Regions from separate parts of the Mus musculus genome. Here region 1 is linked to region 2. The links are chromatin loops, found by intact Hi-C in ENCODE. Cell type or tissue: left cerebral cortex. All regions are shown on one strand. Each heading gives the region's core, and the rest is flanking DNA. Links, peaks and the distances in the headings are about the cores only.

Evidence for each region. A loop is a pair of places that touch in the nucleus more often than their neighbours do. Peaks named below come from ENCODE experiments on the same cell type or tissue, not always from the same donor. Only the 100,000 strongest peaks of a DNase experiment are listed, where the experiment ranks them.
Region 1: it touches region 2 in a loop (2.0-fold over the local background); 2 of 42 quality-filtered maps call a loop at or near these places.

The regions. Positions count from the first base shown.
Region 1 is chr10:18,700,589-18,717,075 of GRCm38, forward strand. All of the region lies in intron 2 of Arfgef3 (ARFGEF family member 3), which reads right to left. Among named protein-coding and RNA genes, the nearest start is that of Gm32926, 35 kb to the right of the region's middle. In left cerebral cortex, for the core only: no CTCF peak of the experiment used is centred there; DNase peaks (open chromatin) are centred at 8,221, 10,210 and 10,560; H3K27ac peaks cover 2,676 bases.
Region 2 is chr10:18,636,881-18,650,266 of GRCm38, forward strand. Arfgef3 (ARFGEF family member 3) reads right to left here. Exons shown (of 34, transcript NM_001033258.4): 11 at 10,924-11,036; 12 at 9,281-10,179. Among named protein-coding and RNA genes, the nearest start is that of Hebp2, 97 kb to the left of the region's middle. In left cerebral cortex, for the core only: no CTCF peak of the experiment used is centred there; DNase peaks (open chromatin) are centred at 6,815, 7,560, 9,980 and 10,401; H3K27ac peaks cover 2,964 bases.

The DNA.
Region 1 (16,487 bases), core at 3,635-11,634, 63 kb after region 2:
TTCCAAAAGAAGCAAAAGCTTCTTTTGTTTCATTACACTCAGTTCATAAGCTTGGAGAAGCAATGAGAAGAGTGAAACAGAGGGAGGGATCAGAGTCAGAGGCTGATGGAGGAGCAGCAGAAGCAACCCTGGATTTTGCCCTGAAACAATCGAACAATCTCCAGCAGGGTGAAGACACTATGAAAGAACCTTCATCTCCAATCTGGAGTCAGATCTGACAGCGAGGTACCGTACCAAGAAGTCACCCAGTAAATCCACACCCCTCGCAGCCGAATAGCCTGGAACAGGAGAAATCTGTGAGGTAGTTGCAGGCTGATATTGTACATGCATTGCATATTATAGATCAAGGTAAGCATGAATGCCAAATCCAGCAATAGTAGGCATCCCTTTGTAAATATCCCTTGGGAAGCAATACTCTTTATACACAATTGAAAAATCACTACCACCCCTCTATCTACATAAGTAGCCCTGACAATCCTTTCTCTACCCTATGACTAATTTGAACTAGGTTGCTGTCAAGTTCCAGGAATGTCAGGCTGTATCATGACCCTGAAGCCCTTTCCTAGTTTGTTCTTCACGCTGTGATGAAGGCAGGCCTGGTAGCGTGAGATTGTTTCAAGTAAGTTTGTGTTGGCTTGAAAGGTATCAGTTACTGTGAAGGGCTGGGGCTATAGAATCATTCAGACACGATGGGAACAATGGTTTATACTTGTAATCCCAGAACTTAAGAGGCCGAGGCAAGAATATTGTCACAAGCTTGAGGTCAACCTGGTCTACATGGCGAATACCAGGCCAGGTCAAATTTTGTAGTAAGTGAGACTGTCTAAAATAAAATAGAATAAAAACCAGTCCTATAGAGTTGAAGTGAGGTGTGCATGGACCATAGAGCAGAGACTAGCAGAATTTTTCAATATACAGACAGGTTAATATGAGCTATGCATTTCACATAGTCTCCACTAGAATTACTCAGCTCTGCTAGATATAAAAGCAATCATAGACAATAAGTAAATCAATAAGTATGGCCATGTTCCAATAAACCTGTATTTACAAAGCCAGCTAAGGGGCCAGACCTGACCAACATACTGCTCTGCCAAGCCCTGACACAAATTATGCCTGGGAACACAGGCTAAGCAGATTTAGCCTTCTCATGTTTCCAAGGGATTTTCACAGGACATAGAGCTAATTTGCCTTAGAAGAGTATTAACAAAACCAAAGACAGGGCCAAAATCTCTATTAGAATATAAGTGCTTTGGAGAAATATCACTGTAGGCAAAGATGTAACTGGGCACTAAACCAAGCTATCCTGTCTACCCATTGAACTAACATTTGGTGCCTATAATGTGCCAGGCACCATATACAGATTTGGGCACAAGCTGACAAAGTACAGGACAAAGCAGGTGCCTTTGTTAATTTATATTCAGAATGAACTAGAAGAAGAGAATTGTTCTTACTGTGGATTGGTTCCATATTTAGTTTTATTTATAACTACAACTTTAAAATAAGCCTGTCTATCCTCAGGTCACATTAGAGAAAGCTTAGGTTCTGGGAAGTCTTGCAGCCTGCCCAAGTCCACTCAATTCATGTGTATTGGAGATAATTCAAATCTAAATCTGACATCCTAAAACAAATTCTTCCTAACAGCCTTTTATATTAGAAGTGTGGAGCAAACCTATAACAGCTGTTTCTTGACCTTTTTTAGGTCATGGATACGAAAAGATCCAGGACAAAAGGGGAATTGTATGTTCAAAGTACATTAAACACAAATAAAATGTCCTTGTGAAATCTAGCACCATGCACAATAAAAACAGGCCAATTCAAAACATTGCTTAGGGGCTGAGGAGACAGATACATGGCTGAGTGGAGAATGCATTTGCCGCACAAGCATGAAGCCAGAGTTCAGAGACCACATAAAAGCTGGGCTGTTATGGCAGCCACCCATGATGCACTTAGAATACAGAGACAGAAGATCCAAGGAAAAACTGACTAGCTAAAGTAAGCAAGGTTCTACGTTCACTCTACTTCTGTGGCAAAGCACTCTAACTGGAAGCGCTTGAGGGGAGACAAGGTTTATCTCAGCGCACAGATGATAGTAAATCCAGGCAGGAGTTCAAGCAAAAATTTGATGCAGAAACCATGGGGGAAACTAGTGTTTATGTGCTTTCCACTCTTCTGCTTCCCTCCAAAGGTTGATTTTTATGTGTGTATAAGTGTGTGCCTGAGTGTATGTTTTTGTACCATATGTGTGCAGATGTTTGCAGAGGCCGAAAGAGGGTGTTGTATCTCATAACACTTGAGTTATGAGTTGCCTGATGTAGGTGCTGGGAATGGACTCCTAGGTCCTCTACAAGAGCATCAAATGCTCTTAAACTCCCAGCCATCTCTCCAGCCCCTTAGCCAACTTGTTTTGAATGCCCTAGAACTTCTGACCCAGGGCATGATACTACTCACAGTGTGCTAAGGCCTTGTACTGGCTGATTTTACCCTAACCTTAACCCTCACCCTAACCCTAACCTTAACCCTAACCCTAATACCTGTGGTGCATTTTCTTGAGTGATGTGGACCCAGCTCACTATGGGACGTGTTACCTCTGGGATGGTGTCCTTGGAACTATAAGAAAGCCAGCTGAGTAAGCCATGAGGAGAAACCAAGTAAGCAGCATCCCTCCATGGCCTCGGTATCAGTTCCTGCTTTGAGCTCATAGCTGACTTCTTTTAATGATGGATTGTGATATGGGCGTGTAAGTGAAATAAGCCCTTTCCTCTCCAAGTTGCTTATGTTCTTAGCATTTTATCACAGCAATAAAATCTTTAAGATGGGCCTCCTATATAAATTAACAAGATAATCCCCAAGACATGTGTAAGGTCAATCTGATCTGAGCATTCGCAAATAGAGACTCCCTTCTCAGGGCTATCCAGGCTGTGTCAGGTGACAGTCAAAATTCACTTGGACACGGAGTTTGGCAAGCTCTGAATTAACAAGAGACCCTACTTCAGGAAATAAATTGGAAAACAACTATAGAAGACCCTCAACATCAACTTGGGGCCTCCATATACATCTGCTCCCAAGTGCCTACACAAACGTGCCTACATGTATGTAAACACACATATTATAAACACACCACAGATATACATACACATTATTTAAAAATAAACAAGTAACTAAGTGAATCTGGCAAAACACTTTGTTCCAGACAAGCTGTATTAGTTACTTCCTGATTGCTGTGATAAAATACCATGACCAAGGCAACTTATAGAAGGAAGGGTTTACTTGGGGCTAAAAGTTCCATAGGAATAAGAGTACATCACAACCACTTGGGGGAGTGGCAATGGCTATGGGTTGCCATGGCAAATAGAGCTGGAAGCTGAAATCTGAAATCTGAGGGACCACAAACAAGAAGCCAAGTGACCTAGGGATGGCGGGAGAGTTTTAGACCTTAAAACAACCTTTAATGACCCACCCCCACCAACAAGGCCATACCTACTAAGGTCCCACGAGCAGCACCAGTGACTGGGAAGCAAATATTCAAATACCTGAGAATATGGGGGTCATCTCATTCAAACCACAAGAAGAAGGAGTGTATTATTTTCCTTCTTGGGATGCATGGGCTCTGCTCTCCTTCCAGTTCCACAGGCATCCTGAGTCGATGGACTGAAAGTGAAGCCCTTTGCCCAGTACAGTAGAAACCCCAGGGTCTGTGCCGAGTCAAGGACTGCTTCGCTAGCATGGCTGGGCTTAGGATTCTGCTAGATAGCCTCTGACAAGAGTCTACACCAATAGCTGGACACAGATTCAGGGGTATGGCGATTGTCCTTACATCAAAGGCCCTCCAGGCCTTCTTATTCTACAGTTATTCAGTAGTCTCTGTCTCAGATCCTTCTTCAGCTGGAATGGAATGCACGCAGGAATCAACAGAACTCAGGGGGCACATCTGATTTCCTCCCCTGCCCTATGGTATCATTAACTCCCCTCCCCCACTTTCTTTTAAAGTGAGTTTAATGAGAGTGTATGACAGTCCTGTGAATTGGGGCTAAGGATGAGATTTATAATGAAGATGCAACATGGCACACACTCAGTCCCCGTGAACTTTCAGAACATAGATAAATTATCTTTTGATCTTTCTAGATGCTGCCTCACTGGGGAAAAAAAAGCATAGGAAAACCAACATTCATTTATATTTATTGGCTACTTTTAATGCACAGACACATACAAATTCATCCTTGCCTAATTAGCTGAAGGCAGCAGGCTCCAGTTTCATGTCCTGACATACTATTATTCCTTGAAAGATAATTAGCAGTATGCTATCATCACACCAAAGACATTATCCTCTGACACGGTGTCTGGTCGTGTCAAGGAGACTGACCCTGTCTCCTTAACTGCTCTGTCACAGATCACAGACCAGTTTAATCAGGCTGGAAGGCAACAGAGGACAAAGGCAAATTTAAAAAGAATGGGAGAGAATGACAACTTGCTAATAATTACCTGCTAACATGAGAAGAAATAAGATGTTCTGGTGAGACCACATATTTTCAAAGGTTTGAAGTGATTCTTCTTGGATGCTCTGGGTGGAGAGCATCAACAGGTCACTTTACATTTATACTGTACGCTTATACTCCACAATGCTAGGACTCTGATATGAGCCATATGTTAAGTCACCATATGATCTTACAATGTCTCCTGCTGAAATCGGTAGCCTTTATATACAATATGCTGTGCTATACTACTTCATAATTACCTTGATTACAACACATAAAAATTAATACAAAATGAAAATTCACATTTTTCTGGATCACAAATTCAAACTGTACAAATTGAAAGTACAGATGTACTATGCTTTGAACATGGCTTGTTGCCACCAAAACTCATGCTGGAGTTTGGTACCCAGAGCAGCAATGTTGTCAGGTGAGGCTGGGTAGGAAGTAGTCAGTCACTGGGACAGAGCCATTCTGAGGAGACTAATATTCTCTCTCTCTCTCTCTCTCTCTCTCTCTCTCCCTCTCTCTCTCTCTCTCTCTCTCTCTCTGGTCTAAGATTTGCTCTCTTGGGCGCGTAGTCAGCAGAGGTGTGTATAACTTAGTCGCCCCACCAAATAAGACTAAGATGCTTATTTTTACATGAGCCTGGCAGAGTGCTAATGGCCAAATCTGTCTACGGCTTTACAAAAGGGAATGCATGGATTTTGTTTCTCTTAATGGATTTTTAGTTTGGGAAAATTTATAAAAGGAGATGCCTGTGGAATACCCTGTGGGTACACCCTGTGATGCACCCTGTGATGCACCCTGTGATGCACCCTGTGATGCACCCTGTGATGCACCCTGTGATGCACCCTGTGGGTACACCCTGTGATGCACCCTGTGATGCACCCTGTGATGCACCCTGTGATGCACCCTGTGATGCACCCTGTGATGCACCCTGTGATGCACCCTGTGATGCACCCTGTGATGCACCCTCTGATGCACCCTGTGATGCACCCTGTGATGCACCCTGGGGGGGAGATTTGCTTCTTGGAAGCAGATGACTTGCTTGTCCTTGTCCTGTTTTCCCAAGATGGAAGTAGCGCAACATTATCACCAGAGGCCAAGAAGATGCCAGATCCATGATTCTGAACTTCCAGAATCGTAAAACCAAACAAATCTTTTAAAATAAATGGCCACTCAAAAGTATTCTGTCACATCAAGAAAACAAACAAACAAAAAAACCAAAAATAAAATCAAACTAAGATGAAATTCCATTGTGAAAAATAAAAATGAAGGCAACTGGGCCAAGGACCCATGGCCCCAGCAGAGAACATCCTGTTTTTCTTAAGCTAAGCAAACACAATATTAAACTGCCACCTAAGTTCTCATGCCTCTCTCAGCCCTCACCAGAGAAGCATCTTTTCTCAATAGATGGTGATTATACAAAGGCTCCTGACTGCACCATGTACAACGACCAAGAGACTGCAGAGTGTTCGGTTGTAACTGGGGCTCAGGGATCATCAAGGAATGAAAGGTAGAAAGGCTGTAAGAGCAGAGAGGTTGGGAGAGAAAACTGGGAATAGGGAAGGAATTAAAAGGAAAAGGAGTTGGGGTAGATTTCATCATAATAGAATATACTCATGTCTGAAATTCCCAAAAGACAATGCAAATGGCCACCATGCTGGAAATGGAGAGAGGCATAGCCAAGGTCATGCCTCTTCATCTCCGAGTTGGTGAAACAATTTGTTCACATTCTGAGACGTTACAAGCTGTCTATAAGCAAAAAACAAACCATTCCTTGGATGTTCCTACTGAGTTTAAGACCCAGCCACCGCCATTCCCAGGAGCCATGATCTTGCCTAATTAGGTTTTTCAGCCTCCTGTTGTGAGATGCGGGATGCTGTCGTCATGCTGATAAATGTGGATGCTTTGAGCAGTTTGCACCAACACTGATGCATTGCCACTGGTGAAGCTTTTGCCCGAGTCAGTTCCACAGAGCCAACTGCAACCAAATTGGCTCCTTAACTTACATTCTCTGGAGTACAGTTAAAACATTTCCATTTTATTTCTATCCGCATTTATATTTTATTGAAACTGTTTTTTTGTCAGTGTCAATCCTTTTCCTTTATATAAGATTAGATTCACCTGTCAGAAGCTATTAGGCCTTAGGGACATAGCTTGGATCAACATGAAATCCATTTTCTTCCACAGGCTTGCGAGATTATTTAGCAAGCCTATTGCAGTTACTAAGTTGAGCATATGAAATTATCTCATCTCCTAAGTCAGAAAAGGTTGAATACTCGCAACTTCAGATGATTTAATCTAGCCCAGAAATCCTAAATAACATAGTTGTTCTCATATTTTACCTCAGCATTTAAGGTTGTATTATCTATAATTTTATTATAAAATCCATATATGTATATGTATAAATATCCAAGAGTATCTAGCACTGGAAACAGATTGAGCTTCTGTTTAAGGAAGAACTTACTAAGTACAGGCTGACAATACACATTCCATACTGAGATGGTTTCTCTTCTTTTTCCTTTCATAAATACTTTCTGTATCAAACCTTATTTAGTAACCACAGCAGATTCTCTCATACATGGAAGAGAACGTTTCCTGTTGTCACCAGACCTGGCTCCTTGTAAAATGTTCCCTATAACATTTCTTTCCTTTGTTCAGTTCAAAAAGGTATGAGAGAACTTACTTACACACACACACACACACACACACACACACATATACACACACATACACACACACACAAACACCACACACACACACACACACACACACACACACACATGCACACACACACACACACACCACACACACCACACACACGCACATGCAGGGTATGAAGAATGAACTCTCTTCCATTTCTTTCTGGAACTTACAAATGTTCTACATGTTCTATATGGCTGCTGTTCTGACTAAGGTTTATGAGGGGTTTATAGTTTCAGAGCGTGATTCCCTGACCAGCATTGTGAGGAGCACAGTACCAGGCAGGCATGGCACTCACCTGAGTAGCAGTTGACAGTTTATAGGCAGAGAAAGCAGACAGGGAATGTTGTGGGCTTTTGAAACCTCAAAGCCCAGTCCCCAGTGATACACCCCCTCCAACAAGGCCACGCCTCTTAACCCCTTCCCAAACAGTTCCACCGACCAGTACTAAGCATTAAAATACATGAGGCTTTCAAGGTCTAGTCTCACTCAAAACAGCATGGCATATGGTAAAGCAAGCTTGTCAATCATCTGAAAAATTTTTAATGCTAGATTTTTTTCCTTCGCAATTTGTGTTGAACTTTGAAAATATCTTTAAACAAAATAGAAGTCAACATAAATACAACAATATTTTGCTACAGTGTTATGAAAGAACAATAGATTTGTCTCTTCTATTCTAAAATTCTGGTCTTTCAATATTTGAAAAGCATGATACATGAGTAAAGAAGATAATGGATAAGGGAGAGTCAATTTTTAATACTTTGGAAGACAATTAATGATATACTACAGCTTGATATTTTCATTTGAAATCTAGCATCATCAATATTACTATCTCTATAATAAGATATAAATTCTGTATAATCAGATAGAGAAGCTATTTTTATATCTGGGGGGCAATAGCTGACATGATGTCTATATTATTTCTAAGAAGGACTGTTCCACAATCCATTTTTGGCAAATGCTGAGCATTCGTGTAACATTAGGTTCTGATTTGGCACTGAGCATAGAACAAAAGGAGAGTAGGTGTTGTTCCTGTTTAGAAATAAGAGTGGGCACACCCTCCAAACATTGCTGAAGATAAAATAGCTGAGAAGTGTTAACAAGGCCATTTAAGGGGTGCTTGTATAAATAAGCAAATGCATCAAGAAGGCCAGAGCCAGTGGCTATCTCACCTCTTGGAACACAGCCCAAGGACTGACCATATACAGTTTGTTTTTTTTTCCCCCCTTTGGGCCAGGCATTTGCCACTTTCAATCAAAGGATATTTGAGACAAGGGGGATGTCGGTTACTACAGTTACTAAAATATTTCATGTGCCAGGTCATTAAATAACTTGGTATGCCACTTAAGGACTCCCACAACAACTTAATGAACAAATACAAATATTGTTATCAGCTGATGCTGAAGGAATCAAGAAAGAAGATTTGCAACTGGAAATGAGGTAAGACTTGCTCCGGGCCAATCTGTAGCCTTCATGCTTAGGATTCTGTTTGTTGTTGCTGTTATTTTTTTCTGCCAATCTCAATGAGTGCTAGATTAAATAGCTCACCCAGAGCAGAGCAAGCAGGTAAAAGATCCTTCATGAAGAAAGTTCCAGGAACAAGCCAGATAGCTTGATAGCTCTCCGGGTAATGGCACTTGCCACCAGGCTTGCTTGTTTGATCCCCAGAACCCACATGATAGAAGGAAAGAACAAGTTCTTCAAGTTTTCCTCTGACTTATACACACACACACACACACACACACACACACACACACAGACAGACACACACAGACAGACACACACACAGACAGGCAGACAGACAGACACACACACAGACACAGACACACACACAGACACACATACACACAGACACACACACACTCACACACACACTTACACACACACAGACACACACACAGACACAGACACACACACACAGACACAGACACACACACACACACAGACACAGACACACACACAGACACACAGACACACACAGACACACACAGAGACACACACACAGACACAGACACACACACACAGACACACACACACACAGACACACACACAGACACACACACACACTCACACACACACAGACACACACACACACAGACACAGACACACACACAGACACACACACAGACACACACACACACAGACACACACACTCACACACACACACACACACACACACACACACACACACGGGAGAGGAAGAGGAGAAGGGCCAAGAGGATTCACCATGAGGTTGTGTTGAGGGAGCCAACACAGGATCAGAGTGAGCCAGGGCAAGACTCAGATGGCAAGTGTCTGGGAGGTAGTTCAGGCCAACAAAGCCAGGTTGGAATAGCTCAGAACCTGCCCGGCTTAGTGCTTTCAGATTATTAATAAATATAAGGTCTCTGTGTCAATTATTTGGGAATAAGGGGTATTGAGAACTCTCCAAAATTACATATACACTATACATTTTATTTCCTATCTTAGGATCCCAATAGTAGAGATGACAGGCATGGGCCACAATGACCCTGCGTTTTACATTTTAAAGATTGCAGAAATTAAGTATGGTCATCTTTTGAAAAATATGGGGAAATGTTCCAAGACATTTAAATCTCTTAGATAAAACGGCATTCTATATATGACCTATCTATACCACCTGTGTAGTTAAATCATCTACAGATAATTTATAATATCTAATACATTATAACTACCGTGTTAATGGTGGCTAAAACGTGTTTGGGGAATAATGGCAGTAGAAAAATGTCTGTACAGGTTTCATCACACTTGCGATTAAAAAAAGAATCATACTTTCAATCCTAGCTTGGCTGAATCCAGAGATGCAGAATTCATAGATCTGGAAGGCTGCTTAGTGCTTTAGAATAGGGAGCAGTGGTATTCATTAGCCCTTTCCTGCACTGCGAACACTCTTACCACCTTCTCTTTCTTGGTTTTTCCTGGGCTCCTGAACACAACACCCATTCCTAGCATGGCTGTAGTCTAAGTCCTCCTGGCTGCTGTGCTCACTTCATCTCTCCTGTCTTCTGACTCCATCAGAAGCTGTGCTGTAGCCTTGGACCAATTTCCCCTCTCTCCTCTTAAAACAAAATCTCCTTATCATTTTTCAAAGACTTACTGAATTTTATATTTCCCGAATGCCTTCTTGATTCAAACTAGGATTGCTTGTGAGCCCAACATTCAACTGTTAGTTCTATTTCTAATGTAAAATAACTGTATTTAATGGAATCATGCTCCCTTCTAGAATCTATCTCCCTACACACAAGCATGCAGGCTTCACATGAAAATGCTAACAGCATGAAACATGCCTACAGAAATTGTTCTGCCCTCCCTAGTTTATGGCGGCACATGGGTTTTGTTAGTTAATGGCTTTTTTCATGATGTAACACTCCAGCTGGCAATAAAGAGTCCGGGCTCTGCCAGAATTTCAGCAGGAGCTCAGCATCCCTCGGCCACGAAGCAACGTGCAGGAAAGGCTTCTAGCCTCAATAAGCAAATCTTAGGCAAGAAGAGAACATGATCAGCATTATCATCAGTTTATACGCTGATAAAGTGGTTTAAATGTGCAGCTACTTTTGAAAACAGCAGCTCTATGGCATAAATCTTTCAGAGAGGTCTACGTAAACAAGGACAGGCCTGTTCTGCTCAACAGCAGAACAAAACAAATCAACTCACCTTGGAGAAACACTGATTTTAGGCCCTATTAATGACATACTAGCCTGTCAAAACTCATAGTATTACACATACACAATTAACAGAACTTATACAAAGTAACTGTGCTGACAGCAGAATGTGAAGCAAGACTTCTGTCAAGTAGAAATTTCTAGTACTTGCTGGTAGTGCTCATGCTTAATATGCCCCAGGCCTCTCCAAGAAAGTTTATAAAACAGATCGGGAAGTTTGCCCAGTGGTACAGCCCTGTAATACTGGCTACTGGGCAGGTGGAGGCAGGCAGAGTGCAATTTCAAGGTCTGCCAGGTCTACAAAGTGAGTTCAAGATCAGCCTGGGCAACTTGGGAAAAGACTTTGTCTCAACGCGACCTGAGGGTAAGGACGGAGTTCAGTGCTAGACACCTGCCCAAAATACGAGACACTGGATTCCACCCTAGTTCTATTTAAGAGAGGCAGAGACAGATGACTGGGAAAATGGGTCAGTTGGTAAGGTACTTGTTGTGAAAACACCTGACTGAGTCCAGATCCCCACCATCCGTGTAGAAAGCCAGGTACAGTGATGTGTGCTTGCTGGCCAGGCAGTCTAGACAATTGGTGTGTTCCAGGTTCAGTGAGAGCTGCACTCTCAAGTGATAAGGAGAAAAAAGTGATTGATTTGGACACATAATACAATCATCTGGCATACCCATACATATAATACTTACACACACACACACACACACACACACACACACACACACACACACACCAGTAAACACTTAAAACTTTAGTTCCAGTTGATATCAAAGTGTCACAGAAAACCAGTCTATTACTAGATCATCATAATTGCATTAAAATTGATATTCCTAAACAACTTATAATCTATATACAAGAAATAAGATTTTTAGTAACAGAGACAACTTCATTAATAAACACTGATTTAGTCTATTATATACCCAGGCAGTACATAGAATATTAGGTATATAACATAAAACGCCTAGACTAGGGAGGTGAAAGACTCCTGCAGACACATGGTCACTAAATTAGAATAGATCCTGGGGGAAAAAATGCAAGCATCTTTACAGATGTGGTGACATTTATTTGGCCTTTAAATGGAGGGGACAAAATGAGCCTTGGTCAGCCACAGAAAGAATAAAAGCAGTCAGGGTCACATTCAAGCTCTTATCTGTCCAAGTCCTTATTTTCTTCCTCTAAAATATGTAATTAAGGGCGAGAAAGATGAGTTAGTAAAGCACTGTGCAAGCTTGAGGAGCCTGATTCAGGGCTCCAATATTCATGAAAAAGTGGGGTCCAGTGGCACACATCTGCATCTCTAGTGCTTGATACAAGAAGGCACAGACAGGATGACCCTCGATCACTGGCCACTTAGCCTAGTCAGGCTGACAACCTTCCTGCTCTCAAACAAGAAGATGGAGAGTCAGCAAGGAAGACATCACCATGTTGACCTGTGGCCTCCATATAGGCACTCTTTCACATTTTTCTCTCTTCTTGTTTCTAATACACACACACACACACACACACACACACACACACACACACACACCAGTACACATACATACCCATTCAAACTCTCAGCATACACAAAATAAAATCATGTAATGGTAGAAACCATGCAGGAGGAGCTGCAATGAGCAAGTGAGCTTTTTGGGGGACAACCCTCTCGACTGGGCAATTTTCCTGTAGATCAATACGAAGATGAACTTCCAAAAATTAATATTGTTTAGATGGATTAATTATTTGATAGAACTCCTGATTTAATTTAAATAGTTTTAGGAAGTTAGGGTAATTGATAAAAAGTTAAAGGAGATGGTTTAAGTTATAATAAAGTTAGAATTAAGAATAAAATAGGGAGGAACACTCCTTCATTGCTGGTGGGATTGCAAGCTTGTACAATCACTCTGGAAATCAGTCTGGTGGTTCCTCAGAAAATTGGACATAGTTCTACCGGAAGATCTAGCAATACCTCTCCTGGTATATACCCAGAAGAAGTTCCAAGTGGTAATAAAGATATATGCTCCACTATGTTCATAGCAGCCTTACTTATAATGCCAGAAGCTGGAAAGAACCCAGATGTCCCTCAACAGAGGAATGGATACAGAAAATGTGGTACATTTACACAATGGAGTACTACTCAGCTATTAAAAACAATGAATTTATAAAATTCTTGGGCAAATGGATGTATCTAGAGGATATCATCCTGGGTGAGGTAACCCAATCACAAAAGAAGTCACTTGATATACACTCACTGATAAGTGGACATTAGCCCAGAAACTTAGAATACCCAAGATAAAATTTGCAAAACACAATAAAATCAAGAAGAAGGAAGACCAATGTGTGGATACTTCATTCTTCCTTAGAATAGGGAAATACCCATGGAAGGAGTTACAGAGACAAAGTTTGGAGCTAAGACGAAAGGATGGACCATCCAGAGACTACCTCACCCGGGGATCCATCCCATAATCAGCCACCAAACACAGATACTATTGCATATGCTAGCAAGATTTTGCTGAAAGGACCCTGATATAACTGTCTCTTGTGAGGCTGTGCCAGTGCCTGGCAAACACAGAAGTGGATGCTCACAGTCATCTATTGGATGGAACACAGGGCCCCCGGTGGAGGAGCCAGAGAAAGTACTCAAGGAGCTGAAGGGGTCTGCAACCCTATAGGTGGAACAACAATATGAACTAACCAGTACCCCCAGAGCTCCTGTCTCTAGCTGCATATGTAGCAGAAGATAGCCTAGTCGGCCATCAGTGGAAAGAGAGGTCTTGCAAACTTTATATGCCCCAGTACAGGGGAACGACAGGGCCAAGAAGTAGGAGTGGGTGGGTAGGGGAGCAGGGCGGGGGTGGGGGGGAAGGTATAGGGGACTTTCGGGATAGCATTTGAAATGTAAATGAAGAAAATATCTAATAAAAATTTGAAAAAATGAAAGAATAATTTTTGATTCCCAGGAGAAAAAAAAAAAAAGAATAAACTGGGGCCCATCCCTTGTAGTGAGGGCTGAATAAGTTAGACAGTGACCTTTCATGCCTTTCAAGCATGTAATTGTACTTGGAAGAGAAAAATAAGCTTGGAACAAGTAAATGATAAAAGAAAGCATTCATTCTAGGTTGGGTCTGAGTTCCTGGATCTTGTGATCTAGGGATGTGGCAAAGGTTTCAGTGTGCACCAAGAAAAGGTGTGAACGAAAATAAATAATGCTACTGTGAATACAAGAAAAGGGAATATAGATGATTAGCCAGTTTAGCTGAGAAAGACTTCAAAAATAAGACATAAGATAGCTGATGATCTGTTTCTTGGTATATACAAAATATCATCAGCTAAGCATAGAAAAAACTTGCTAATATCCACTTATCAGTGAGTGCATATCACATGTGTTCTTTTGTGATTGGGTTACCTCACTCAGCATGACATCCTCCGGATGCATCCATTTGCCTAAGAATTTCATGAATTAATTGTTTTTAATTGCTGAGTAGTACTCCATTGTGTAAATAGACTACATTTTCTGTATCCATTCCTCTGTTGAGGGACATCTGGGTTCTTTCCAGCTTCTGGCTATTATTAATAAGGCTGCTATGAACATAGTGGAGCATGTGTCCTTATTACCAGTTGGAACATCTTCTGGGTATATGCCCAGGAGAGGAATTGCTTAGAATATGCTATTAGTACCAGTCAGTTCCCCAGTCATTGACTCCACACTCAGATTTCCTCAGTTTACCTGTGGTGTCAAAGCTAGCCTTTGGTAATATAACTAATATTACTAATATTACTTGCCTAGAGAAGTGTTGTAACAGTGAAACAGTGTACTTACTAGTCATATTCTTAACTGACTTCCCAAGGCCATCCTTATATATGTTCACAATACTCCTTCCATCCTCTGCTTCAGCCTTTCAATTTTCCACTATTTGATCTACCCTGTCCCTCATGAGGTCTCATGGATACAGATACAAACACCTCAGTACTCAAACGCCACAAATAGCTGCTCATGTACAGCTCTTGCACCCAGGAACACAAACACCTATCGTACTACATGCCCTCTGAAAGACACAAATCAGAAACTCAAAGGTGATTTCTGGAAGAGGCATACATAGTCTGAGCAGGGAATTCTGAGGCCTCAGGTATTGAGAATGTAAAAGGAAGGTTTGGGGGGACATTTGGTTGGATCAGAAGAAAGCAAGAATGGAGTCACTGTCATGTAACCTCAGGGCAGGTCCCATGACACGCAGATATTAGAGTAATAACAACTAGCACAATGAACACACCCTATAAATGGTCATCATGTAAAAGCATCTACTCTACTATATGGGCCCATGTTGAATGTATGTTATAGTCAATGATTGCCTAAAGAAACAGAGGGAGGAAACGGGACCCACAGATGGCATAATGGGGCAGCGTGGAGCTCCTGCAGCACAATTTGGAGGAACACATGGGAAGTATAGGATCGACATCACTGCAAACTGAGTTCAAGGATTTTTGGGGGAGGCATCTAAGGGTTGATAATGTGGAACTCAGGGTAACTTTAGAATTATCTATCTAGAAGCAGTAGCTGAAGTTTTAGATGAAATGTCTATGGGGAAGAACAAGGTATAGGATGAAAGGATGGGGTTCTGAGAAAATGTCTCCAAAAAGTGAGTGAAAAAACCAAAAAACAAAAAACCAGGGTATCAATAAGGAAGTCAAAAGGAATCTGTGATAACCAAGAAGAAACCAGAAAGCTGTTCTTCTAACCCATGTCCACTTAGTGCCAGTACTCCAGTCATTGAGTGCCCACTTGGTACAGACAGTGGGGTTGGTATACCTACCTCTTAATTATACTACTTACAGAACTAGGCAGATTGATAGGCAATTATTTCTGTTATCAATGAGACAACAGTCTTGAGGCAAGATAATAACATAACCTAGCAACCTAACTAGGTACCGTAAAACATGGGGCCCTGACAGAAGCATGAGTACTGTCAAAAGTTAGAAAAACAGTAATACCTGGGTCCCTGCTTTAAATAACATAGCTATGCATCAGAGGCAGTCTCTTAGTATCAAGCAATTCAATCCTCACCAGATCTTAAACGCGTTCTCACGACCGGCCAGGAAGAACACAACAAACCAGAATCTTCTGCGGCAAAACTTTATTGCTTACATCTTCAGGAGCCAGGAGCGCAAGCCCCCAAGCCCAAAAACGAAAGCCCCCAAAAACGAAAGCGAAACCCCCTCCCTATTTAGGAGAGTTATCCTTCGCCTAGGACGCATCACTCCCTGATTGGCTGCAGCCCATGGCCGAGTAAAGGCAGAGTACATGTAGTGGAAAATTACTCTTGGCACATGCGCAGATTATTTGTTTACCACTTAGAACACAGGATGTCAGCGCCATCTTGTGACGGCGAATGTGGGGGCGGCTCCCAACAACCAGAGCTTGGACAATGAACACTATCAGGTCAATATCATAGATAAAGACATAGATCATGTATCCATGGGCAAAGCTAGTAAGTGGAAAAGTACAGATCAGAATGTAAGGACCATATAGCAAAAGGGTCTTCACCATTTGCATAGCAACATATTCTCAACGGAATACATGATAACCTGGGAAACAAAGGCATCTACAATACAAACACTGGTGCTTCTAGGAGTTAACCAATATAATGT
Region 2 (13,386 bases), core at 4,234-12,233:
TTTGAGGCAGGCCCCATTATGTTGCTCAAGATGATGTCATCCTTATTCTTCCTGCTTCAGCCTCCCAGGCACTGAGATTACAGGCATCAGTCACTCTATCAACCTGCACATTTGTTTATGGTCTGCTCTTAGCATTCTAATGCATATGCTGTTAAAAACCGAGAGCAGGGTTTGAACATGTGCTTGACCAGCAGTGCTAATTGCAGGATTATTCACAGTAGCCAAAAGGTGAAAACAACCACATGTTTAGCAAGGAACAAGTGGGTAATCAACTGCGGGGGACACATAAAATGACATATTAGTCAGCACTGTAACGCAGACGAACCTTGAGAACATTCTGCTACATACAATAAGTGAGATGAAAATGATAAATATGTAGAATGTGCTGATGTGCACTGCCTAGATGGATAAGTTTACAGAGGTAGCATATTAACTGGGAATTGGAGAAGAACTCATTTCTAGTTAGAGGCAGAGCTCTAGAAATGGTCCTGAGGGTTGCACAATACAATAAATATAATTTGTGCTCAATTGTACATGGAAGATGATTAAAATATCAGTTTTAGTGGTATATGTTTATTCTTAGCAAAATTAAAAGAAATAATGACATAATATATCAAAAAACATGTAAGGGCTGGAGAGAACTTGCTGCAATAATTTGAGGATGAGAGCTCAGAGTCCCAGAACTCACTTAAAAAGCCAGGTGAACATGAAAGTCTATGAATCATCTCAGCATGAGAGAGGCAGAGACAGGGATTTCTGGAGCAAGCTGGCCAAACCAGCAAGCACTGGGTTCAGTGAGAGGCCCCTCTTCAGTATATAAGGTATAGGGTGATCAAAAAAAGACAGTCCATATCAGCCTCAGGTATCTGTATACATATACATGAACACAAACACACATATATGCATCCACATATATATGAACATCCACAGACCATATACACTTCAAGTGTACATGTTGAAGAGTAAACTATGGTAAATAAATTTGTGGCAATAAGCCATTTTTTAATGAGGGAAAAAATAACCCCATAATTGTTACTGTCTTATTCTCAAGTATTTCTCCCTAAAATACTATATAAGATGATACTTCATACTGAGTAGAATTTTCATTTGAATAGCCCTTTGGATGTTCGCAGGTTAGCCAAGAAAGCCAGCACACACAGGAGTACAACATGCATGCTCCAATCACAGTTCAGTCTGCCGGAGTGCTCTTGCTGCGTCTGAGCTCTCAGAGAGCCCTTGGGTGGCATCCCATCATCTGAAACTTATACAATGTTAATCACATCGGCTTCTGCAAACACTGGGAGACTAGGGATCTGCATGTGGGGGAAACAGTTCATCCTAAAATCACGTGTGAAGATAGCATAGGTTTAGTTCATCCTAAAATCACGTGTGAAGATAGCATAGGTTTAGTTTATCCTAAAATCACGTGTGAAGATAGCATAGGCTCACGTATTCTTCAAACCATGTCTCAGAGAATTCCTTCCTCAGAGATGCCCCTCATCTGATATATAAAAATTTTTTATAAGAACTGGAAATGCAGATCTGCAACTGCAACATTTATCCCTAACTGCGAAGTTTAATGTGCTAGTAAGAAGGTAGGGACCCAAAAGCTTTCGAGGTTGGAAAGAACTGGAGTTCACCAGCTTATGTAAGTATGAATGCCATCTAGGTATATCCTCCTTAGGCCACACTCAGTGAGGAACAGCCTGGTTGCAGAGCACTGTCAGAACACTGCAGCCCGTCCAGACCATACTGAGAGCACTTTGTGACCATGCACACAAGACCTATTATTTTATTCCTGCCATGTCCTCTCCAACTCCTCAATAACTCCCTGTTTGATTACTACTGTTGCACACAAACACACACACTCGATGCTGAAAGGGAAAGAGGCCGTGGTTGGATCTGCTGGCATGGAAAGTCATGCCACTGCTAGAGGTGCAACAAAGCTCAAAGACACTGCTGGGAGGTCTGCTTATGACTGAAATAATTTGTTGGATTTGTTAACAATGTTTTCCAGCAGTGCCCTGCTATCTATGTGCAGGTTAATTTTTACAATAATAAATAACCAACAAACTTGAGTATAAGACAAAATGAAAACTATTCTGTATACATAATAAAGGAACCATTTTCCTGATATACCAGATATATTTTCTGCTGATATCAGTCAAAACCAACAACAATAAACACACACTGTACTTCACAAAATACTGTCTATCATGTACAACCATTTTCTTCCTATACATTATTTTGTTTGATTCTTTTCTTTCTTTTTTTTTTTTTTTTTTTTTTTTTTTTTTTTTTTTTTTTTTTTTTTACCAAGGAGAATTTCCTTGAGACATTGATGAATTTGCCTAACGTTACACAGATAGAAACTGGCTTTGTGCTCTATGCTTTGCTGCTAATGTGAGCTGATTTTATTGCACACAATCTCTCTGATAAGCACTCCATGGTAGGTTCTATGCATGTTTTCCTGACTGGCCTTGTTGATATATTATCCATTTTGCAGCAATAAACCAAGGGAAGTTATGACTGTTTGCATATTCTAGCCACAGTGCTTATATTTTTCAGGCTCTGATAACTATGGTCCATCTTGCCAGCTTGAATAAAGATGTTCTTTAATTTCCAGGAACAAGAGGATGGATCACCTGTTAGACTGGTTACAAGTCTAAATGACTGGATACAAAATTATCACAAAAGAACTCTAAAAAGTCTTTCCTATGTTAAGATAATGTGACATTTCTCTTAAAAAAATCAAAATTAAATACTTGACATAAAACATTTAACTGCATTATAGAGCACAACAAACCTAGAACAATAAATGTTCTTCTAACCCTGAATGACACCCTTGCCAGCAACACTCTCTCCTACGTGCATGGTAAGCTAGTTGCTGAGAAGACAGGACCATATATTTTGTACCGCACAGTGACATTTCTGGACATCTCTTCTTCTTTTTAATGACTGCACTGAGCACTGCATGCTTGCATTGCGATTCATATAATTGATACTCAACTGATAACCAAGTATGCTGTTTCAGTTGTAAAAGAGCTTACATGATGAGATGTCCTTTAGCAGTTTGCCATGTGTGTTTGTGTAATACATTCCTAAAACAAAAATACGCACAGCACAGATATTTGCAAATAGTTGTGCATGGTGAGTACACACATGGGGGGGCACACTCAATGTTGGCACTGTTCCTCTGTTGCTCTCTACTTTATGTGTGGGTATGAGGCCACTCATCAAGACAGAGCACATTTTGTCCTGAGACCCATGTGTATAGTGTCTTCAGCATTAGGGTCATCTAGACATGGAGCATATAGAACACCCTTTAAAGCAGCCAAATTGATCTCCAAGGAGGGACCTTTGTGACCTTATTCTGCTGTCTCTCTTCCTGGTTGGACATGAAGGCTGTATATGCAGCTTGGACAGTGAGGCCACCTTAGTTGTCACTGTGAAGCAGAGCAGAGGAGAAGAACAGAGAGTGCCAGGCCCTGGGTCACTGAGGAACTCTGCATGGCCAACCTCAGACTTAACAGGAGAGACAAAAATGAATCCTCCTTCAGTAATCATTGAGTCTTATAATACCTGCAAACACACAAGCCTAAAAGACTAAGACGGACAAACATAATTACTTAGTTTAGAACTAATTTTTTACTTTGAGTTCCACAAAGACATTGAGATAAACTTAGATGGCCATTTTTGGGGTTGCTGAAACCATAGCTAGCTGCTGAAGCTAGTAAAAGTGTCCTTGTCTTCATGCTTTGGATTTGCAAGGCTATGACCTCCTCCAAAGACTCACTCCCTGAGGGGCAGTGAGAGGAGATAGCAAGGCAGAGACACGAAGGTGCTTAGCTAGTATGGGCTGCAGTGTAGGGCTTCCTGTGTCTGCAAAGACCTGAGGCGTTATAAAGAACACAGATGGAGGTGCGCAGGGAGTCCCAGCTGTGCCAGAATCTTCTGACTCCAAGCTCAAAAGTACACAGCAAGATTTATAACGCCCCGGTAGCCAATGAACTGGGTCACTAGGGCTCACTGGAGTTAGAAATCATCAGAGTCCCTCCATTTCAGATCTTGTATAAGTTCCAACTTTGGGTTTGATCCTGCAATGGGGACCATTAGGAAGGCAGAGACTAATTGTCTTGCTAGCTAGGTGGGCTAGGAGTCTAGAGACAGAACTGTTAGAACCTAAAGAAACAGCCATTTTTTTTAAACATCTGAGATTTAGATTTTACTACTTCATCTCATAAAATTTGATAAAATTATAAATACCCTATCATCAGCAGTCCGCTTTACATTCAGTCTCAAGCCTACTCTAAACCACTCATCTATGGGAGAGCCATTCTCAAGTAGATAGGTGCCTGTGACCTCTTACCAGTTTCTGGGCAGGGATGGAGATGCTTTTGGTCCTGAGGATCCACTTAACCCAGATGACACCTTGCTCTGTGCAATATTAAAAAGGTACTTAGGTAGCAGTTATGGATCAGGTCGAGCACAGTCTTAGAAAATCCATTTGTTTGAGTACTTCCAAGTTCCCTTACAAAACACCATAAGCAATTTGGCTTGAAAAACAAAAAGACTATTTATTCACTCAGCTAGAGAAGCTCATGCCAGTGGCATAACCAGCAGTCTTGTCATAGGAGTCCCCAGGCAGGAAATGTTAAGTGACTGATTCAATTAAGACAGCAGAGGCCAGATGACAGAGCAAGGGAGAAAGAAGGTTTAAACATTCTAATATATGAATAAATAATTAAAGATCTGGAAGAAAAATGTCAGCTCAAAATAACAATGTATGAAAAAGCCACGAGGAAATATGATACTTGGTAAGATAATTAAAAATTAAAATCAATAACAAACATATGTTTGAACAGAGGTACCTTTGTGTGGTGGGAAAAGAAACTCCCAGAAGCCATAGGTTATTAAATGAAAATTCCAGCGCAGAGGGTGGACTGTCTTGCTATGAATAATCAGTCAAAAAGTCTTAAAGATCCTCAAACAATACAAACAATTGTATTAATTGAGTTAATTGCTCCTCAGAACTAGAGGGTAAGATCTTATTGCTGAAGTCACTACACAAACTGGTCTCAGGGCACAGAAAAATCAAGCTGGAGCCTGGCTAGACGCATCTTCCCCTCTGGGGAGCACCATGGTAGTGAATAGCTTTCATAGGTGGTGCTATTCAGGATGCTTCGGGAGAACTGACACTACCATCATTCTTAGATGTGGACTCTGCAAGCCATACTACTGACCGACTGAGTTAAGATGTACCGATAGCACAATAGAGGCAAGTATCCCATGGAAACCAACTGCTTCCTAAGTGAATTTGAGGCCTATCCCATCGGGAGAGTTAATGTCTGAAACTATTAACCTAACCAATATATGTGGCTGAGGAAGTCAAAGGCCCTAGAAGGAATGCTATCGTGGTTGTTTCACTAAATGGGAAAAATGCATCGTCAGTTTATCTTCTACATAACTGTGTCCGGGCCCACAGATTAGCACTTGTCTTAATTACTTTTCTAATAGTGCTGTGAAACACCATGACCAAACGCAAACCCAGGAGGAAAGGCTATATTTGGATTTCATATCCTGAGTCCACTGAGGAAAGCCAAGGCAGAAACTCAAACCAGGCAATATCCTGGAAGCAGGAGCTGCTGCAGATGACATGGAGGGATGCAACTTACTGGTTTGCTTCTCAGAGCTTGCCCAATCTGCTTTCTTATAGTACCCAGGACCACCAGGTTGGCACCATCACTAATTTTAAAAATGCCCTACAGGCTTGCCTGCTTCCTGACTGATTTTATACAGGCTTTTTTTCCCCCCACCCAATTGAGGTTCCCTCTTCTCAGATTACTCCAGTTTGGTGGTTCTCAACCCTTTCCTCATGATGTGGTGACCACCAGCCATAAAGTTATTTTTTGTTGCTACTTCACTACTGTATTTTCTACTGTTATGAATAGTAATGTAAATATTTGGTATGTGGGATATCTGATATGTGACCCCTGTGAAGGGTCATTCAGCCACCAAAGTGCAGGAGAGAAAGCCAACCAGCCATGTAAGAATTCCGGTAGGTGGCCACTGGCCACTTCCCCTATTAGGAGAAGGTTCAGGAGTCTCAGGAGTACCAGAGGGAGTGTTTGCTAACAGGAGAAGGGTTAGGAGTGCTCAGCCTTTGAGCTAGTCACAGCATGTCATAAATTAACTAATGAGTATGTGTCTTTCATTCAGGAATCCAAAGAGCTCCTATGCGGGGTGGGGGTTGGGGTTGGGGGTGGGGGTTGGGGAGGTCTGGGAGTCTGACCTGCCGGGAACCAAGCGGTGTAGCTAAACTTGCAAATATACCAAAGGGGCAGTGATCGACAGGTTGAGAACCACTGCTCTGCACTAGTTTGTGTTAAGTTGACGTAAAACTAGCCAGGACAGTACTGCTCTCCGCTATGGTTAGAGAAACTTCATTTTACAGTGGCAAGCAGTAAGTGCAAACCCCCTAGCTGCTGACAATAAGTGAACGGTGAATGCTCAGCTATAAGCAGAAAATCAATACCAATCTCTCCAAGGCTCAGGGGACACCAGGGAACAAGGGAGAGAAAGAACATAGGAGACAAAAGAAGGGAAGGTGGTGTGAAACTCTGACTTTCTGGCTTGACACATGTACGAGCTGGGTTTTGTCAACCTTACACAAACCTAGAATTAACTTGAAAGAGTAATCTCAATTGAGTAAATGCTTCCATCAGATGTCTGTAGGGAAGTCTATAGAGCATTTCCTTGGTCAATTATCAATGTAGGAATCACATCCACTGTGGGTGGTGCCACTCCTTGGCACATGGCCCTGGGTTACATAAGAACGCAGGCTGGGAAAACCATGGGGAGCAAGCCAGGCAAGTAGTTCTCTTCCAGAGTTTCTGCTGCGGGCTCCTGCCCTGACTTCCCTTCATGAAGGACTGTGAGCTATAAGGTGTAATAAACCTCTCCACAAGTTGGTTTTGTCACAATTATCAAAACAATAAAAACCCAAGACAACATGCTTATTGCAGTCTTGAGCTCAGATGAGGTGATTGTCTATACAAAATGTGAAGAAGATTGAACCCAGCAAAGTTCTGTCATGGAGAGGGAGGCTCTCACTGCTCCCTGGGGATTTATATATGGTTGGCGGCAGGGAAGAAAGTCATCTTCTTCAGAGGTCTAGTTACTGGTAATGCCCATAATCCCATAAACAAAAGCATCTCCCATTCTGTCATATGCAATCCTAAGGAAATTCACTGGCTCACACCCACCAGCCTCCCCACCCCCACTCCCACCCTTAGGCCCACTTCTACAATTAGGGACAAAAGAAAGTGGGAGAGGATCGTGGGTAAAGGAGATCAGAGGGAAGGAAACAGAGGGTAAAGGGGGTGAACACAATAAAAATACATTAGATACTTGTATGAACACGCTGCAATTAGCATATGATAATAAAAGCATCACAAAGTTAGATATCTGACTCATGATTCAGGTTGTCTTCACTGTCTGAGACATCTCCCTGATGAGTTGCATAATTGTAATTTAAAAAAGAAGACTATGTTTGGTTTCTAGACACCCCCTCCCCACACACACACAAGGGACTGAGATGCATATTTTACATATCAAAGCAGACCTGGCCTCTAGGTTCTTCCAGCATTCCTCAGTCCTGACCTGGCATACCCTGCCCCAACCCTGACCTTTCCAGCCCAGGAGATGGTCTGCCCTTCCCCCAGAGGCTCTTCCCTATATAATCCAGACATTTTGATCTCTCCCTCTCTCTCCCCTCTCTCCTTCTTTCTCTGCACATATACTCTTTCTCTCTTTCTCTTCCCCCTCCCTCCGCTTCTCTCTTCCCATGGTGACTTCCCTGGTCTCAGTCCTTGGGGCCAGTAAACTCAACTGAGAGCAGCTTCCCAATGAAGCTGTCTATATATAATCTAATCTAGCTTGAATTGGCTCATCTTGCCATTAGAGAAATAACCTATCAGACTGTGTGACTCATGACATTACCATTTTCCAGAGACTGAATCATTACCATAACCATTGGTGTTGGGCTCTGAAAAGCAGCTGTTCTGGACCACGGATACCTGATGGACTATCTTCCTTGGCACCAAGGACAGCTAGTTAGAGTAGTTCAGGCTGTGGAGCTTGTCTCTGCATCATAAACCTATACCTGTAAGTCTTCTAGATCTTTACTCTCTTCAACAGAAGAAAAGCTAGGGTTGACTAACATGCCTTAAGCCAGTGGTTCTCAACCTTTGGTTGCACCCCCTTAGGGGTTGTATGACCTTTTCAAAGGGGCTACATATCAAATAGCCTGCTGAAAGGACAACATAAACCCCATTCGTCTATATTTAAGTAGCCAATTTATCATCATTGAAGGTCCAGGACTGATTTCAAAAAAAGGCCAGAAGGCACCAGCTCTAGGAACAGACCACAAGTCCCAGAAACTAGGCCAGAAGATACCAGCTCTGGGGCTGGAGAGATGGCTCAGCAGTTAAGGGCACTGACTGTTCTTCCGAAGGTTCTGAGTTCAAATCCCAGCAACCACATGGTGGCTCACAACCATTCATAATGAGCTCTGATGCCCTCTTCTGGGGTATCTGAAGACAGCTACAGTGTACTTACATATAATAAATAAATAAATCTTTAAAAAAAATATCAGCTCCATAAAATCTAGAATAAGATCATTAAACCCCCTCCCAAAGAATAGCCTGGGGATCACAAAAATGGGGAAATATCTTATCTCAGGATGGACCCTCTGCCCTCGGCAGCCCTATCTCATCCTATGATAAAACACTGATGACCTAGGAATGCAGACCACTGACCACCTGTGACACCCTAGTACCCACCAATGAAATTTTAGATTACTTAATCTCTCTGGAGAGTCCCCCTAGTTCCCTCTAAGAAGACCTGTGTACCTTTGTCTGGGGTCGCCATTCAAAAATGCTTGACCCCCACATGTCAGTTGTTTCTGTCGAATAAACTCTTTGTTTTTTTGCAAACTGAGTCTGGAGTCTTCCCTCTGAGATTTTTGGACCCTCACACTACATATCAGATATGTACATTATGATTCATAACACTAACAAAATTATAGTTATGAAGTAGCAATGAACATAATTTTATGGTTGGAGGGACTGTATTAGGAACATGAGCAAATGTATTAAAGAGTCACAGCATTGGGAAGGCTGTGAACCACTGCTTTAAGCAGTTCAAACCACGGGCAGAAAGATGTTACACGAAGGCACAAAGCTCTCAATGTTATTGTGGCAAGAGACAGTTTACAAACCTGAGCAGAAAGTAGAGGCAAAGTTCTGAAGGGCGGAGTCCACCTCTTCCACACTGGACAGGGCCAGCAGCCGGGGTAGGAGGCCCTCAAGGGACTGTATAAACAGTCGGGCGCTGTGCTGGTCTGCCTCCTGGTTCTTTAGCAGTTTGAGAGACAAAGCAGCGGTTCGAAGGGACCGATGGCCTATGTAGTCCCGAGGGGTCTGTTCTTCATCAGCCAGGGAACAGTTGTCTGACCCAATGTCTGACACATCAGACCTCCCTGAGTCCTTTTCTGCCGCCATGGAATACTGATCACAGGAATCAAATTCAGTCCTCGACAGGTCTTGGTCATCTACACTGAAGTTGCTCTCACTATACCTAGATCCGTAGGACCTTGTCCTGCAGTCCACTGACAGGAAGTTGGTGATATCGGGGTAAGGGACTGTGTGGCTTCTCTGAACCACATCTGGCTGGTCTATAGCCTCAGGTTCTGACACTTTGCCCATGGTCCCCTTGCCTTCCTGAATGGCTGGTGACTTGAGCCCATTCTTGTGGTCCTCTGGTGTCGTCTGACCCAATTCTCCTTCCAAGGTAGTCTGGCCTGTGTCTGTGGTGACACTGATGCTGATGTCAGGGCTCCTCTCATTGCCTGACTCCCATGGAGTGTGCTCCGAAGACAGCACTCTCCGCTGCCAGCGGAAGTCAGCCTCATTAATTTCCATGGAGTCCCGGCTCGACTCGGCCCCATCCCTCAGCTCTTCAAGGCGCAGAAGCAGCTGCTGCACTTGAGTGTCATTCAAGCCTTTCCCTTGGCTGAGTTCATCCAGAGCCCCAAGCAAGGTGCAGACACAGGACACAGCAGCGTAGCAGGCTTCAATGCCTCCTTTGATGCATGCTTCTGTCATGCCGTCCATGATGCTAAACAGTGTTCAAGACAGAAAATAGCAGCCAGGCGTGAAAGACCAAGAAATGCCCCCAAATATACAAGAGTTATTAGCTTGGCCAACTGCACAGTATTCAAAAGAGATAGTCTAATTTGTATAACTTGCATAACATTAAGACAATAAATGACTCAAACATGTTCAGGCTGGGAAAAATTCCAGATAAAGTTCTCCACCTAAAACCATATGCCCTCTTGGTTGGCTAAGTTTTTCTGGGAACAGGTAAATATTCCAGAAGGGAAATATGTTGTTCTATTCAAGAACAGACACTGAGAATTTTATTTTTGTATTATGTTCAGACCTTCAAATAGAAACAGTTGCTGTGGCTAAGAGTCATAAAGACATTTCTGTGTAAACAGGTTCTTACCAGATGTATGCCAACACTACTTGTACAAATCATACTAAGTTTCCTATGGGAGCTACTTGCAATAGAATCCTACAGCTCATACTGTACATCAAAAGACTCTTCTCTTTCATAATTCAGTGAATAGTTTTTAGATGTTTCAGTGTGTAGATTCAGTTTTAAGCCAGTATGGAAATCTGGCAAGTTATAAGTAGAATAAATTAATATGTTTTATGTGGCTTGTGGGTAAATAATTAAATATGCGCATTTTAAAATGTAGATTCATCAATAGTTTGTGAATTTGGGGTTAAGATGAAAAGTCTTCAGAGAAGCAGTGTTGGACTACCAACACATACCCAGAAGGAAAATGCAACATACAGTTTGAGAAGATCCAAGTGAGACTTTCTTTTGGAAATAGATCTTTTCCTTGGTTCAGACTCAATAGAGCTTGGTCCTGCCAAGTCATACAGACGCTGTGGGCTCCCAAGTATCTTTAGAAAAAAAAAGGAGAAAATAACAGAAAAGTGAGTATCACAAAAACAAAACAAGCCAAACCAAACCAAAAATACACCAAATGTTAGAATCACAATATCAAGTAAGCAATGTGCTTTTCTTTAGTGAAGGACATAAGAGGAGAAATGATTACCAGGCTGCGGCTCTTTTCTCAGAAATACTTAGAACCAGGAGAATCTCTGATCTGGGTCTTAACTTTTCAATAGGCCTATTGGTACCTATGCAACGAGGTATTTTCAGGGTGAAACTTGTGGTGTTCTAAATGAAATATCATCTGTAATCTTGAGCATTTACATTCTTGGTCCTAAATGGTAGTGCTGTTTGGGTAGGTTTAGGTGTGGCCTTCCTGGTGGATGTTTGTCACTGGGGCGAGGTGCTGTGGTATACAAGTGATGCTTTGTCCCTGGTCCCCCTACGCTTCCCTACCTGCAGCTTGAGGTGTGACCTCTCGGCTTTTCCTGACACCAAGACTTCTGTCTGCTGCCACAATTCCCTGCCATAATGGGCTCTTATCCTCTGAAACTGCAGAGCCAAATAATCTTTCTCTTCTGTAAGCTGCCTGGTGTTTTGATACAGCATCAGGAAGGAACTAATATAGAACCCAAGTTAAACATCACATTTATTTCACATACAACTTGTATTTTTAGCCTGAAGGCAATGTTACACAATATTTTTAAAACTTTAGTGCATGAGGGTTTTGTACCATCATATTATCTACTTATGGAATTATGTCAGTACTGAAGAAACCTCTGCACTTCAGATTTTGGACTAATGATATTAAATGTACATTTTAATACAATTAATTGAAGCTACAAAATACTTAGGTACAAAACAGAATGTGATACACTGGTATAGTCACTGGGCTGTACAATGGCTCTCTCTAACTTCCTCACATTAAGTCACTTAATTAGCATCTCTCCAACATCCATCCCCGCATCCCCCAGTGACCGAAATTCTATTATCTGCTTCTATGTGTTCAGCACGTTTGGAATTCACATATAAATGTGATCAAGTGGTACTACTTTCTGTACCTGACTTATTTCACCCCTGTTGTCACCGAGAACAGAGTTTCCTTTTCTCTTAGGATAAATCACTATTACAGCAATACTATTTTGACTATATTTAGTTTATATCTTCTCTGGCGGGAGTCACTACGTGTTGTAACAGTACACTGGAGATGATGCTTCACTAAACGATTGTAAGTGAGGCAGCCTCTGCCTTCTATGCTATGGGCCATCAGCTTCCCAGCTGACATGTTCTTCCAGTGACTTTTCTTAGAGTCCTTTAGTTCTTCAGTTCCTTCTGACGTAGTGCAGGGATGGGAATGATATTGAGACGTGTTACATATTGTGACGTCTTTGGAGTCATGCTTCCTCCCCCTTTTTTCAAATAAATGCAGAATATACAATTACTAGTAATAAAGTGTTCTTTTTTTATAGGGATGGGTTCAGCAAGGTAAGGCCACATGGATATTTCTATAGAAAGTTCTTTGAGGATTATTGAGTTGGTGCAGACACACATAGGAAACTCCCAGGAGGGCAAGTTTTACATGATGCTCCTCTTTGTATGGCTTTGGCATTTTCACATAGGTTCAAAGTCACCGACTGTGGGAAAAAGCTGAGATCCAGAAACAAACAAAAAAAAAAAAACCCAGTGTTGTTCTAGATCTTTCTCCATGCTTAAGGAATCTGTGGCCTGTCCATAAGTGCTGATATCTGTTTGAAACTATCATATGTATTCTATCTATGTGGAAGGGTTAAATTATAAAATATTGTCTGAAATTGTGGTTTTATCTAAAAAAAACCTGGCTAAGAAAAGATGAATTTTTTGCATTTGAGAATGTTACAAGAATCTACATTAGTTGTATGTTTTAAAGATTTTATTTTGTTTAAGTGTGTGTGTGTGTCCCCACAGGTATGCACACATGTGAGTGCAAGTGTCCATTGGGGCCACAACTTGGCATCAGATTCATATTCTACTAGAGCTGGAGTTATAGGCAAGCTGTGAGCTGCTTGACGCAAGTGCTGGGAACTGACCTCTGCCAGAGCAGTGGAAGTGAGTTACTCTAATCTGTCCTTTCCATGGTAGAAAAATTCATGTCCTCTTCACAGGTCATCAAGGCCATCAACTACCAGAGCTTCTCTTCCTCTTTATTGAGTGTTCCATGTTCAACAGCTACTGAGTAACCAGAAATGTGAAGCTGTCCTTCACAATCTTGGAACCTTCCAGAGCACTAATCTAATTGCGTGCTCTTCAAGCCAGGAGATATTTCTGAAGACAACGTTTTGAAGGTTGTTTAAAAGTCTGTTGTTGTTGTGATTGTTGTCG